2 separate regions of the Mus musculus genome follow, and region 2 is linked to region 1. The links are chromatin loops, found by intact Hi-C in ENCODE. Cell type or tissue: left cerebral cortex. All regions are shown on one strand. Links, peaks and the distances in the headings refer to the core of each region. The heading gives the core; the rest is flanking DNA.

What was found. Hi-C counts contacts between places; a loop is a spot of excess contacts. Peaks named below come from ENCODE experiments on the same cell type or tissue, not always from the same donor. Only the 100,000 strongest peaks of a DNase experiment are listed, where the experiment ranks them.
Region 2: it touches region 1 in a loop (3-fold over the local background); 5 of 42 quality-filtered maps call a loop at or near these places.

Annotation. Positions count from the first base shown.
Region 1 is chr13:23,532,013-23,537,869 of GRCm38, reverse strand. H2ac10 (H2A clustered histone 10) reads right to left here and starts at 3,995. Exons shown (of 1, transcript NM_175661.3): 1 at 3,492-3,995. The coding sequence starts at 3,959. The coding sequence ends at 3,567. H3c8 (H3 clustered histone 8) reads right to left here and starts at 2,452. Exons shown (of 1, transcript NM_145073.2): 1 at 1,961-2,452. The coding sequence starts at 2,424. The coding sequence ends at 2,014. In left cerebral cortex, for the core only: a CTCF peak has its summit at 2,559; DNase peaks (open chromatin) are centred at 2,587, 2,881, 3,683 and 4,048; H3K4me3 peaks cover 2,800 bases; H3K27ac peaks cover 500 bases.
Region 2 is chr13:23,736,911-23,742,767 of GRCm38, reverse strand. H1f2 (H1.2 linker histone, cluster member) reads right to left here and starts at 3,961. Exons shown (of 1, transcript NM_015786.3): 1 at 3,237-3,961. The coding sequence starts at 3,919. The coding sequence ends at 3,281. In left cerebral cortex, for the core only: CTCF peaks have their summits at 3,023 and 3,918; DNase peaks (open chromatin) are centred at 2,963, 3,551, 3,961 and 4,641; H3K4me3 peaks cover 2,630 bases; H3K27ac peaks cover 2,846 bases.

The sequences.
Region 1 (5,857 bases), core at 319-5,318:
AGCTGAAGGTTTAATCATTTTGACCACTAGAACTATATTTTTACAATTGTTTAGTCAGCCAGCTTCCTTTTCTGGCTCTGCACTTGGCCTTCTAGTACAGTTTGGAAAGTCCTTTTCAAAGGGGGAAGGTATTGGGTGGTCTTGAATTCATTTTGGATATTACACAGCTTAAATCCTCACCTGCCACTACCAGGCGGGCCAGGTATTGTACATAAAAGGGCTACCAACCACCCTTATCTTTCTACCATCTTGAGTATGACTCTGATCTCTATTGCCAATCTCTCTCTCTCTCTCTCTCTCTCTCTGTCTGTCTGTCTGCCTCTAGCTTTCCCTCTTGTCCCCACGCTGAGTCACCCTTTCACTCTCTCCTTCCCCATTAAGCCTCTTACACTAAATCTGTTACATGGCTTATTTCTCAAGGGCACACTTTGGCATGGGCCACCAAACATACTCCAACCCCCTCTTTGCATTTTATCTTATCACTGTCAATATCTTTAAAAGCCTAAAGCAATAAATGTTGCCGCAAGCCCCCTGTAGTTTTTCAACAAAGCACATTTTATGTGTATATATAAACTTTTGGCATCTGCATCATCCAGCAAATCACTACCACTCATGGCATGATAAGCTAATGGAACTCAGGAACAATAGTGAGAGTCTGGATCTACAGCATGTTGTACTTTAGCACAACTCACCTTTAATCCCATCATTTGATGACCAGAGCAAAATAAATCTGTGAGTTCCAGGCCAGCCTGGTAACACACCTTTAATCCCATCATTCAGAGACCATAGGTAGGTAGGTAGGTAGGTAGGTAGGTATGCAAGTACATTGATACACACATAGGTACATAAATGTATAAATATATAAATACATAGATCCTAAATCTATGATGTGTCAACATTTCTCACTGAATTTCTCACTAGTCCAGTTCCCAGTGCAATGCAGATCAAGACTCACTTGTTCATTTGTTTAAAAAGTCTATTAAATATTTAAAAACAAAACCAAAAAAAAAAATGCTTTGTGGGAAAGCAGATCTTTGGCTCTTTACCGAGAAAGAGTGTATTCTGAAGGGTACTGGATACTTGTGGAATAAATTCAGAAGGCTCTGTCGAGTGGAGAAAGGTAAAAATGTAGAAAGGAGACAAGTGAAAGCTACCAGCTTTATCTTCGAGGCTCTCCATGGAATACTGTTCAGAAAACAGGAGTTTTCAGCATCCAGAGTTCGAACTGTCTTCCATTATAGTCACTAGCACATCTCCTAAAGACCAGCCTTCATATTTCCACACCATACACCACTGTGATAATGACCTAGGACAAATCCAGTGCCCAAATGGCTGTAATTTTCGAGGTGATGATTATTAAGCCAAGTGAAACAAGTGACGAAAGAGCCATAAAGATTCAGGATCTCAAAAAGCCCAAAGGAGGGCAAGACATATACACCTTAATCCCAGCATACAGTAGGAAGGAGAAACAGATCTCCCAAATACAGATCATCCTGATCTACAAAGAAAGTTGCAGACCAGCCTAAGCTATGAGTCCACTTAAAAAGAGGGTGGGGGAGGTCTATTAGTGGGTAGGGAGGAGACTAAGCACGCTATAAAGTGAATGGTAAATCCCTGTAACCCTTTCAAGACTGGAAGATCAGTTAATTTTTCTGAGTTACAATATTAGTGGTTCTGTCCTTCAGAAAGTTCACAATTCCAAAGTAAACATCTGCAACTAATAATTTTATTTTTAAATTCGGTAAATGCCCAAATTACTGTAACCATGCAAAGTTTTCCAATCTTTATGCTTTGCTAACTAAGAGTACAATTTCCATGAAAAAGGGTAAAGATATCACTTACCAAAATATTGCTTGCTTATAATAGATCGGTGTGATGAAAGGAGACCTAGCACTTTCACAAATGAAACTGATTAATACCCACAAGTTGGAAAAAGCGCTACAGTTCTTTTTTTGGAAGATGGGTGGCTCTAAGAAGAGCCTTTAAAGTGGTTGTGTGGATTAACAGAAACCCTTAAGCCCTCTCCCCGCGGATGCGACGGGCCAGCTGGATGTCCTTGGGCATGATGGTGACACGCTTGGCGTGGATGGCGCACAGGTTGGTGTCCTCAAACAGACCCACGAGGTAGGCCTCACAGGCCTCCTGCAGAGCCATGACGGCCGAGCTCTGGAAGCGCAGGTCGGTCTTGAAGTCCTGCGCGATCTCGCGCACCAGGCGCTGGAACGGCAGCTTGCGGATCAGCAGCTCGGTCGACTTCTGGTAGCGCCGGATCTCGCGCAGCGCCACAGTGCCGGGACGGTAGCGGTGAGGCTTCTTCACGCCGCCGGTGGCCGGGGCGCTCTTGCGGGCGGCCTTGGTGGCCAGCTGCTTGCGCGGGGCCTTGCCGCCGGTAGACTTGCGAGCGGTCTGCTTAGTACGAGCCATGGCAAGTAACCGTAGGGAAAAGTGAGATACCTAAGTAGCGCACTTTGGCCTTTAAGTACGCTTGCGTTCGCACACGCGCAACACACGTACCCGCGCTCGTACCCCTCCTTCCCACCGAGAAGCATCCTGATAGGCGTGTCTGCTTTTCAAGTGTCCCGCGCAGTAGTACTATTGGCTGAGGAATTCAAGTGGTGATTGGTTAACTCCTGCACACCCGATTGGTTAACTCCTGCACACAGTCTCCTGCTAGTACAGACTGCTACACTCATGTTTTAGTCTGGCACACCCGAGCTTTCTTAAATTTATGTTTCCATCCTTGTATCGAGTCGCTTAAAGAATTTGAGGCAAAGAAATCTTGAATTTGAAATCTCATGACCCTAGATATCCACAAACCACTCTGGAAAATATGTTCTCTACCCGCCTTTGGTTTTATTTTCCCGCTTCTTGTGCCTAGACTGCACATGATACGTTATTTCTCAGCCGGTGAAATGAGCCAATCCAAACCAGATTTGAATATATCAAAGGGAGGTTTATTGGGAAACTGCTCTTGGGTGAGTTCCCTGGCCCCAAGGTCTGAGACAGGTCAAATCAAGAGGTGGCAACCAAGGAGGAAGAAAAAGAGACCAGGTTTGCTATATGTAAAATATGCACCTAGGTCCTTTTTCCTTGACTCAAGCCGAACTACGTCTTTGCTCCAGGAGTGTTTAAAGTGACACAAAGCAAGCAGTAATGTAACAGGAACCACAGGTCAAGTATCCTGAATCTTGCGACTTTGTAAAGACTTGCCTAACAATTTCCGTAAGACCCTTTGTATTTTCTCCCAACCCCGAATGTCTGCTGCCTCTCCGGAGCAATACGAAGATGTAGAGGACTGCAAGACCAAAAGTTTTGTGCAACGTGTAAATCTATGTTTATGCTACATCCAATATTTCTCTGCGTGAGGAAGACAAAGCAGTTGCCTAAGAATTACCTCAGCCTACCAGAATTATGGTTTTGTGCTTGAAACATTAATATAGGTTTTTCCACAAGCTAAATTAACCATGTTACTAGACTCTTATATGAAGAAGTGGTGGCTCTGAAAAGAGCCTTTGGGTTTTGTTTAAAAAAAAAAAAAAAAAAAAAAAAAAACTTAGCTCACTGGCTTACTTTCCCTTGGGCTTATGGTGGCTCTCGGTCTTCTTGGGCAGCAGCACGGCCTGGATGTTGGGCAGGACGCCGCCCTGCGCGATGGTCACGCGGCCCAACAGCTTGTTGAGCTCCTCGTCGTTGCGGATGGCCAGCTGCAGGTGGCGCGGGATGATGCGCGTCTTCTTGTTGTCGCGGGCCGCGTTGCCCGCCAGCTCCAGGATCTCGGCCGTCAGGTACTCCAGCACGGCCGCCAGGTACACCGGGGCGCCGGCGCCCACGCGCTCCGAGTAGTTGCCCTTGCGGAGCAGCCGGTGCACGCGGCCCACGGGGAACTGCAGGCCGGCCCGGGAGGAGCGGGTCTTGGCCTTGGCGCGAGCCTTGCCACCCTGTTTGCCGCGTCCAGACATTGTAGGTACCTTGCTGTCAGGATCTGTTCAGCGTATAATGATGCAGCCACAGCACCATTCTAATACTCAACTTCTGGCGCGAAAACGGAGTGATCTCGTTGGCTACACATAGAGTTTTACCTAAACCAATGGTAGCTTGTATATGAAAAAACCTTGTTTTGATTGGATAGTTAACGCATAATATTTCAGGACTCTAAAAGGATAGCCACAGCTTTATTTAAATTGCAACAAGGGCTAATATTTTTTTTTCTTGGTGTTGTTTTCTGTTCACTATGCCTGAGCCCGCCAAGTCCGCTCCCGCCCTGAAGAAGGGCTCCAAGAAGTCCGTTACTAAGGCCCAGAAGGACAGCAAGAATTAATTAGGAAAAGACTAAATAAAAGGGAAAACTTGCTCCTTTGTGAGACAATAGCGTCTGGGTTGCATTCAGCCTAGTATTTGAGTAGGCTGAAGACTATATTTAAAATTATACAGAGAACTGTTCTCTTAATTTTAATACTTTCTCTTAAAGAGTTATTTTTAAGTATGTGCATGTCTTTGTATGTATAGATCCTCTGGAACTGGTGTGAGCCACCCAAATAGATAGTGAGCACTGAACTCTGGTCCTCTGCAAAAGCAGTAAACTACCATCAAGGCACCTCTAGCTCCAACCTTCAATACTTTTAATATTGCCCATAGTCCCATTTTTGGTCAAATTAAAATTAAAATTGTTTAAAGGTAGACCTTAAACCTGCAAAACCATACACAGAACCTATTTTTCATAGCCCAGACCACTGATCCAAACCAATGTCCTCCGCAAACTGAATAGTTGTAGAAGCCTCCTTACTACTTTTCCTTGACACTAGTTTTCATCAAACATCTATATTCATTGTTTTGACATTTAACTCAGGTCTTGCCTGTTCTCAGCTCAAACCCCTACCGTAGTTCCCACCTCAATGAGAGCAAACTCCAACAAAATGAACAAGGAACCCTTCACTCACTCATTAAGAGCACTGGCTGCTTTTCCAGAGCACCTGAGGCCCATCCCAGCACATACATAGTGGCTCACTACTGCCTTAAACCCCAGTTTCAGGGGATCTAGCACCCTCTTCTAGCCTTCTTGGGCACATGGTGCACAAACACCCATATACATTTAAATTATTCATACTTATAAATTCCAGAACTCAGAACAGTTGCTGACACATGTTGTGTTCAGATTACTCTTTTCAAGCCTCAGATTATTTTCTTCTTCAAACAACTTCTTAACCTCCATTAGTATATGATACTTTTCGCTTACCCACAGAAACCCTAATCTTTAAAAGTAAAGATGAGAAACAGGAGGTGCTGGGGTAGGTCTTTAATCCCAGCACTCGGGAGGCAGAGGCAAGGGTATATCTGGAGTTCGAGGCCAGCCGGGTCCACAGAGTTCAAGGGCATCTAGTGCTACCCAGAGAAACACGGTCTCAAAAAAGAAAAAGAAAAAAAAGTGGTGGTGGTATCATGATGACGATGACGAGAAACAGTCAGAAGGCTGAACAATGAGGAAAAGTATTTCTGCAAAACCTGTTAAGCTGAGTTGGATCCCTCGGTGGAAGGAGACCCAAAATCCTGTAAACTGTTCATTCACCTAGTAACACACACAAAGTGTTAAATAAACATCACATTAACACCCTGAATTTCTGTGATTTCATAGTATAATCATACAAGTAGATTGCTGGCCATGAAGAAAAGCATCTTTTCTGTCGAGTTTTTCTTTTGACTTTTGGGGGGTTTCTTTGTTTTCGTTTTGTTTTGTTTTTGGAGACATTTAGCCCCAAACTTTCGGTGTACAGTACTCTAAAATCTTATCACTCTTGGCTGAAACCAAATTCCTGAAGATACACTTAGACCACATCGAAAATATCAAAACTGCCTATACTGA
Region 2 (5,857 bases), core at 454-5,453, 200 kb before region 1:
GGAATGATTCTTTACATGTCTAACTCTTGGAGTGCTGAAAGCCAATCAATGTGTAGAACTGGAAAATATCTGAAGGTGCACTGTAGTGGATAGTTTGAATACTATCATTAATCTGAGCTTTGTTATTATTATCATTTTATTGTTGTGATGGTTATGGTTAATTATTTACTGGTGATGTAACTCAAGGCATCTCCCACGACAGACAAGCAGTCTACCCCTGAGCTACATACCCACATTCTCAGTCTTACTTTAAAAACTGTGGTTTTATTTGAAGTAACATGTTTGTTGGCTGGGTGGTTGATTATTTTGGTTTTTGTTGTTGTTGTATGTGTTTGTTGTTTTTGTTTTCTTTTGACAGTCTCTCTACATAGCATTGGCTGCCTTGGAACTTATTACATACACAAGGCTGAACTTGAACTCTCAGAGATACCCTCCTGTCCTGCAGAGTGCTAGGATTAAAGGCCACCACACTCAACAGGTTTTCTTTTGGTTTTTGTTTTTTCTGACAAGACTTTGCTCTGTCTACAACCCAGGATCCTCCTACTTGACCTTCCTAAGAGTCAGCTTTACAAACCTGCCACCACACCCTGAGCTATATTTAGCATCACAATTAGATCTCCCAGTAGCTACTAAGTGATTCAATTCTGGTCAGTGAGGTATTTCCAGAAACTAGAGTTCATTTCACCAGGACCCAGGAGGAAATGAGAAACTCAGAAGAGGGGAGGGGGGATAAGAATATGAAATTCTGCCCATCTTTTATCCAGGCCCTTCCCTGCAATTTTGCTCAGTTCTATTCTTACTTTTCTTGTAAGACTTTCTGGTGGCTTAGAAGACAAACTCCAGTCATCTAACATCAGGTGACCACTGTTCCACCTTTTAATTTTTAATTATTTTTCATTTAGGGTCTCAACTACGTAGCCCTACCTAGTTTAGAACTAATTAGACCAGCCTCACCAAGAGTTCTCAGAGATTCCAATAATCAGACACACTGTCTTCGTTATTTCATTATATGACTTATTAACAATACACATTTTCAAATACTCTCATCATAAACAAAGATGTAGAGGAAAGGTCTGAGGTCATTCTAAAGTTGTATTGATCTATATTGTTTCCACAGTCATGGGTAGCTAGTAGAACATTAGAAATAACATACATTCTGGACTGAGATGTATGTTATTTAAAATGGATTTTAAATAGATTTAAAATGGATTTTCCCTATGAATACTGCTTTTCGATTTTAAAGTTACATATGTGCATGGATCTGTTCTCACCTTATGTATCAATGAACAGACCTGGTCTAAAATTCTTAATTCATTTGTGCAGCGATGGCTTCAATAACTAAGTGGTTTTAATGTCCACTTTCTTTGTTCCTACAGAAATAAAATTTCATAAATTATTATTGCGAACAACATAAAGATGCTTCTAGGGTTAAAAATATTGGAACATATTTGGAGAAAATTCAAAGATCTATAGATAGATAACATGTTTGTTTTTACATAAGAAAACTGCTAGTTCCACAAATGTGCTTTAACACAATCTCAATAAAAATACCAAGAAGCTTTTCTCTGAGTGTTGGGATACTAACAATATCTTCAAATACATTGTCAGGGACACATTTCAGTGGTAGAATAACTGCTAGCACGTTCAGTCCCCTTAACAACGAATATAGACGGAAAGACTTGAAAGATTTTGAGAAGAGGCCTAGAGGTGGCGAGGGTTTAATGTCAACCTAGTCTTCCAAGACAGCCATAACTATTCAGAGAAACCCTATCTCAGAGATGGGGTTGGGAGAGGGCGGGGGTGAGGTGGGGTGGGGTGGAGTGGGGTGGGGTGGGGGTGGTCTGACAGCAACAAAAATAACAAAAAGGTTGTGAGAATTAGTTATTTCCTATTATAAGTTTACCAAACAATATTTGAATCATTGCTACGTACCAAGTATCCTCCACATTGACGATAGCACCGAGAAGAGTTTGTCTAATTCTACCTTAGAAACTACAAAAAAAGACGCAGAAAGTTGAGATTCAGGTTATTCGAGGAATTTAACCTATGACAAACATGAAATAAAAGCTGGGAAGAATCGAGAGAGTCGGTCCCGAGGGCATGGAATTGGGAAGATGGGTCTATTTATCATGCTCTGTACTAAAACAGCTGTTCGCTCATTTAAAGTGAGGGCTCAAAACACTGGGAGAAAACGGATTTTTACTTTCTGATCTGGCTTTCCCACGTTAAACACTTAGGTCACTGAAATCAACACTGGATCCACTGAACAAATTTCTGGTTTAGGTCTCCAAAAAGCACGTTTCACATCTCACTATAGGGTACACCAGAAATATGATCCAGGCTGCAACAAATCAGCAATCTGAATCTCTCAAAGACTGTGGGTATGAAAGAGTCCAACAGTGAATGAAAACTAAACGCTTTTTATTAGAAGCATACACTTTCAACAGATAGCCAATTTAACATTTTGGATTGTACAAAGCATTACCAAGAAACCTCAGTATTCATACAAGGTCAATCTTCAGTGACGACACACACGTATAAAGCAAGCGCTTCGGGAAGCTGAGGCAAAACAAAGTTAATCTACAACTATGCTGATCAAAATAAGGCAAAGCAAGTGTAATTGGTAATGGTAAAAAACTTGAAAAAAAAATGGCTGACAAAAGGTTGTGACGCAGTTCAACCCACAACTCCATCGCTGTGGCAAACAAACCGAAAGTACGAGAAGCAATCGTCTCAGTCCCGAGTCCAACTTAACTGTGCAGGCTAGTCGTTCCGGCAGCTACCCCATGTCTTTAATATTAAGGAAGGCAGTTCGTTGGCGCCAGCACCCCACCTTCTCCCAAACTTCCAGGCTAACCCCCACAAGAGGCTGAGCATAGAAGCCACCTACAAGCCCCGGATGCGTTTCTCCAGGCAGGAAGCTCAAACTTCGGGATGGCGCCCAATCAAACGAAGAACTAGAGTCCTGGGCCGGAGTGAGCCAACCCACAAGCAGGGCGGAACTTTCAAATCACCTTGCAGTCCAATACGAACTAGCGCCGAGGGTTGCTTTCTGCTGCTGACAGCCGTGGGAGGGTGTTCCAGCCCATAGCACTTCCTGAGCAGCCCAGCACAAACAAGTCTAGGTGGGACACGCAACCCCACCCATCCCACCGGGGGAGCGAGTGCTGCCGGGATCGAGTCCCTTGCAACCTTGCTTCATTAATCACACAAATGTCACAGCTCTTAAGTGGGAGTGGTGGCTCTGAAAAGAGCCTTTTGGATTGTTAGGGGAGGCAGCCTACTTTTTCTTGGCTGCAACCTTCTTGGCCTTGGCAACCTTGGGCTTGGCAGCCTTTGGCTTTACGGCTTTAGACGCGCTCTTGACCTTCTTGGGCTTGGTGACCTTCGCCTTCTTTGGGCTCTTGGCCACTTTCTTGGTCACAGCCGCCGCCGCGGGCTTCTTCGCCTTCTTCGGGGTCTTCTTGGCCGCCTTTTTGGGTGTGGCAGCACCAGTCGCCTTCTTAGGCTTCTTGGCTGCTCCCGCGGGCTTCTTCGCCTTGGCCGCGCCTGCCTTCTTAGCCTGGGGTTTGGCCTCGCCAGAAGCCGCCTTCTTGTTGAGTTTGAAGGAGCCGGAGGCACCGGTGCCCTTGGTTTGCACCAGGATGCCCTTGCTCACCAGGCTCTTCAGGCCGAGCTTGATGCGGCTGTTGTTCTTCTCCACATCGTACCCCGCGGCCGCCAGCGCCTTCTTGAGCGCAGCCAGGGACACGCCGCTGCGCTCCTTGGAGGCGGCCACAGCCTTGGTGATGAGCTCGGACACCGGGGGTCCGGACGCCTTACGGCGCACCCCGGCGGGCTTCTTGGCGGCCTTCTTTTTGGCAGGCGCCTTCTCCGCAGGGGGCGCGGCAGCGGGGGCAGCAGGAGCAGCCTCAGACATGATGAGTCTCTGGAAGTCAGGAACTAGTGGCAGTACGCCGATAGAGTAGCGCGGGCCCGGCGCTGTATATATAGAGCGCAGGCGCGCGCTGATTGGTGCTCCAGCGGCCTGCCTGGCAAGCTCTGAGCAGCCGCGCTGCGCCCAACTTGTGTTTGTTACACTTCACAAAAAGGAGAAAATATTAAAATATCTTGCACCAAATCTCTCGAGTTTGGTCGGTAAAGGATCCGAGAAGTCTCAGGCTTCAGGATATATGTTTATTTTTTCCTCATCCCTAAAGACAACGCGCCTAGGAGTCCCTAATTCCCCCAACTCCAAAGGAAGTCCGGGGTAGATAGAGACCACTTTCTGTTTTTCTTCTAAATTACCTGGTCGCTCCTTTGCCCTTGAAAGTTCTTTTTCTCAGGGATTATAGAGCACATCCTTCCCTTAATTTAGGGACAAAAATGAAACGATTTCCGCCTAAATTTTCACAATTATTCTGTTTCTTCGCAAGGGAAGTAACACAAGTCCTTAGTGACTTCTGATTACAGACCCACCACAACTATGGACTAGGACTGGGATTTCCAGTATAAAACACTTGGGGTAAATTGAGAGGGGGTTCATAGGCCTTGGGGGTGTATAATGTGGTGGGGGGGGTTAGGACTTAAATATCTGATTTAAAGACACTGACTTTAAAATGCTTTACATTGGTGGGGGCGGGGCACCCCATTGACTTCTATAAAGGGAGACCTTGGGCTATATTTTTAAAGCTCCTGGTTCCCCTCTGAGTTTTGCAAGGTAGGGGTCTAGCTCTGAAGAATAAAGATAATAAGAAGGGAAAGGAACCCTAAAAGTCTATATGAGCCCTCCTCTCCCCCAAATGCCAAATTAGAGTCTTTGAAAGATCTGTTTTTAAAGTGATGAGGATTTAGTTGCTTATTTGGCAGCAATACAGATATAAGTTTCAGTGCACGGGAATTCTAATCTAGAAAATAGTTTGTCTTAGTACAGGAGGACCTTCTAGACTTGGAGACTATGAGATGCAGATGTCAGTAAACTTACTGGCTTTCCAAAGGTTACCTTTGGCATAGATTTGAACAAGCTAAATATTTGAAATAGAAAATGTAACCAATTTTACCAATAAGATAAGAGACAAGATAAGTACAAATTATCATGTCATCTATAGTGGACAGCTGTATGTCATCTCTTCTCAGTTCCTCGGAATATGGCAATCTGCATTCTAGTCAACTTTGCTTTGTTAGCTTAAGGTTTTCAGCTTCATATTTCAATAACTACAACATGGTTTTGTTGTTAGAGAAAATACAAGATAAACTCTCTGCTAGTATAATTAATACATGGGGCAAAGGAAGTTCCCCTAATTTTATCAGAAATCTCTGTTTAAGTATATGTCTACATAAAAACATGTGATGAGTTTGTCAGCACTAAAGCGTGGTAAAGTCCCAAGGTTATACAAATTGAGTTCAGGGATGTTTGTGAAACAAAGCATATTTTATAAGACTGAGAATGGCCGCGTGGTTTCACGTAATAACCTTAGTTTAGCACTTGCAAGCAGCATCTCCTAGGCTTGTGTCCTCTGGGAATTAACAGCCTAATGGGATTAGGGATGGACTAATTGCTAGCAATAGAACCACTTTAAGAGTTGCCTTCCTGTGTGGACTTTGAAATGGGAATTGCAAGGCATTATTGAAAGTACACAACTCAAGCACCTTCGTCATACCAATATGCTTCAATGAAAGAAATGAGAACATGTCACCTTGCTCTGATTACGTGGGAAATGAACGAATGTCCTCCTCATCTGATAGTTGTCCATCTCCCCCAGGAAAATAGCTGTGTGTGATCTAGCTCTCCAGTTTGCTCACTTTCCTGTCACTGTAAATTGTCAAATTATTTGTAAAATCCTAGATTTGTTCATTTGATTGTTGTAATTTTTTAACT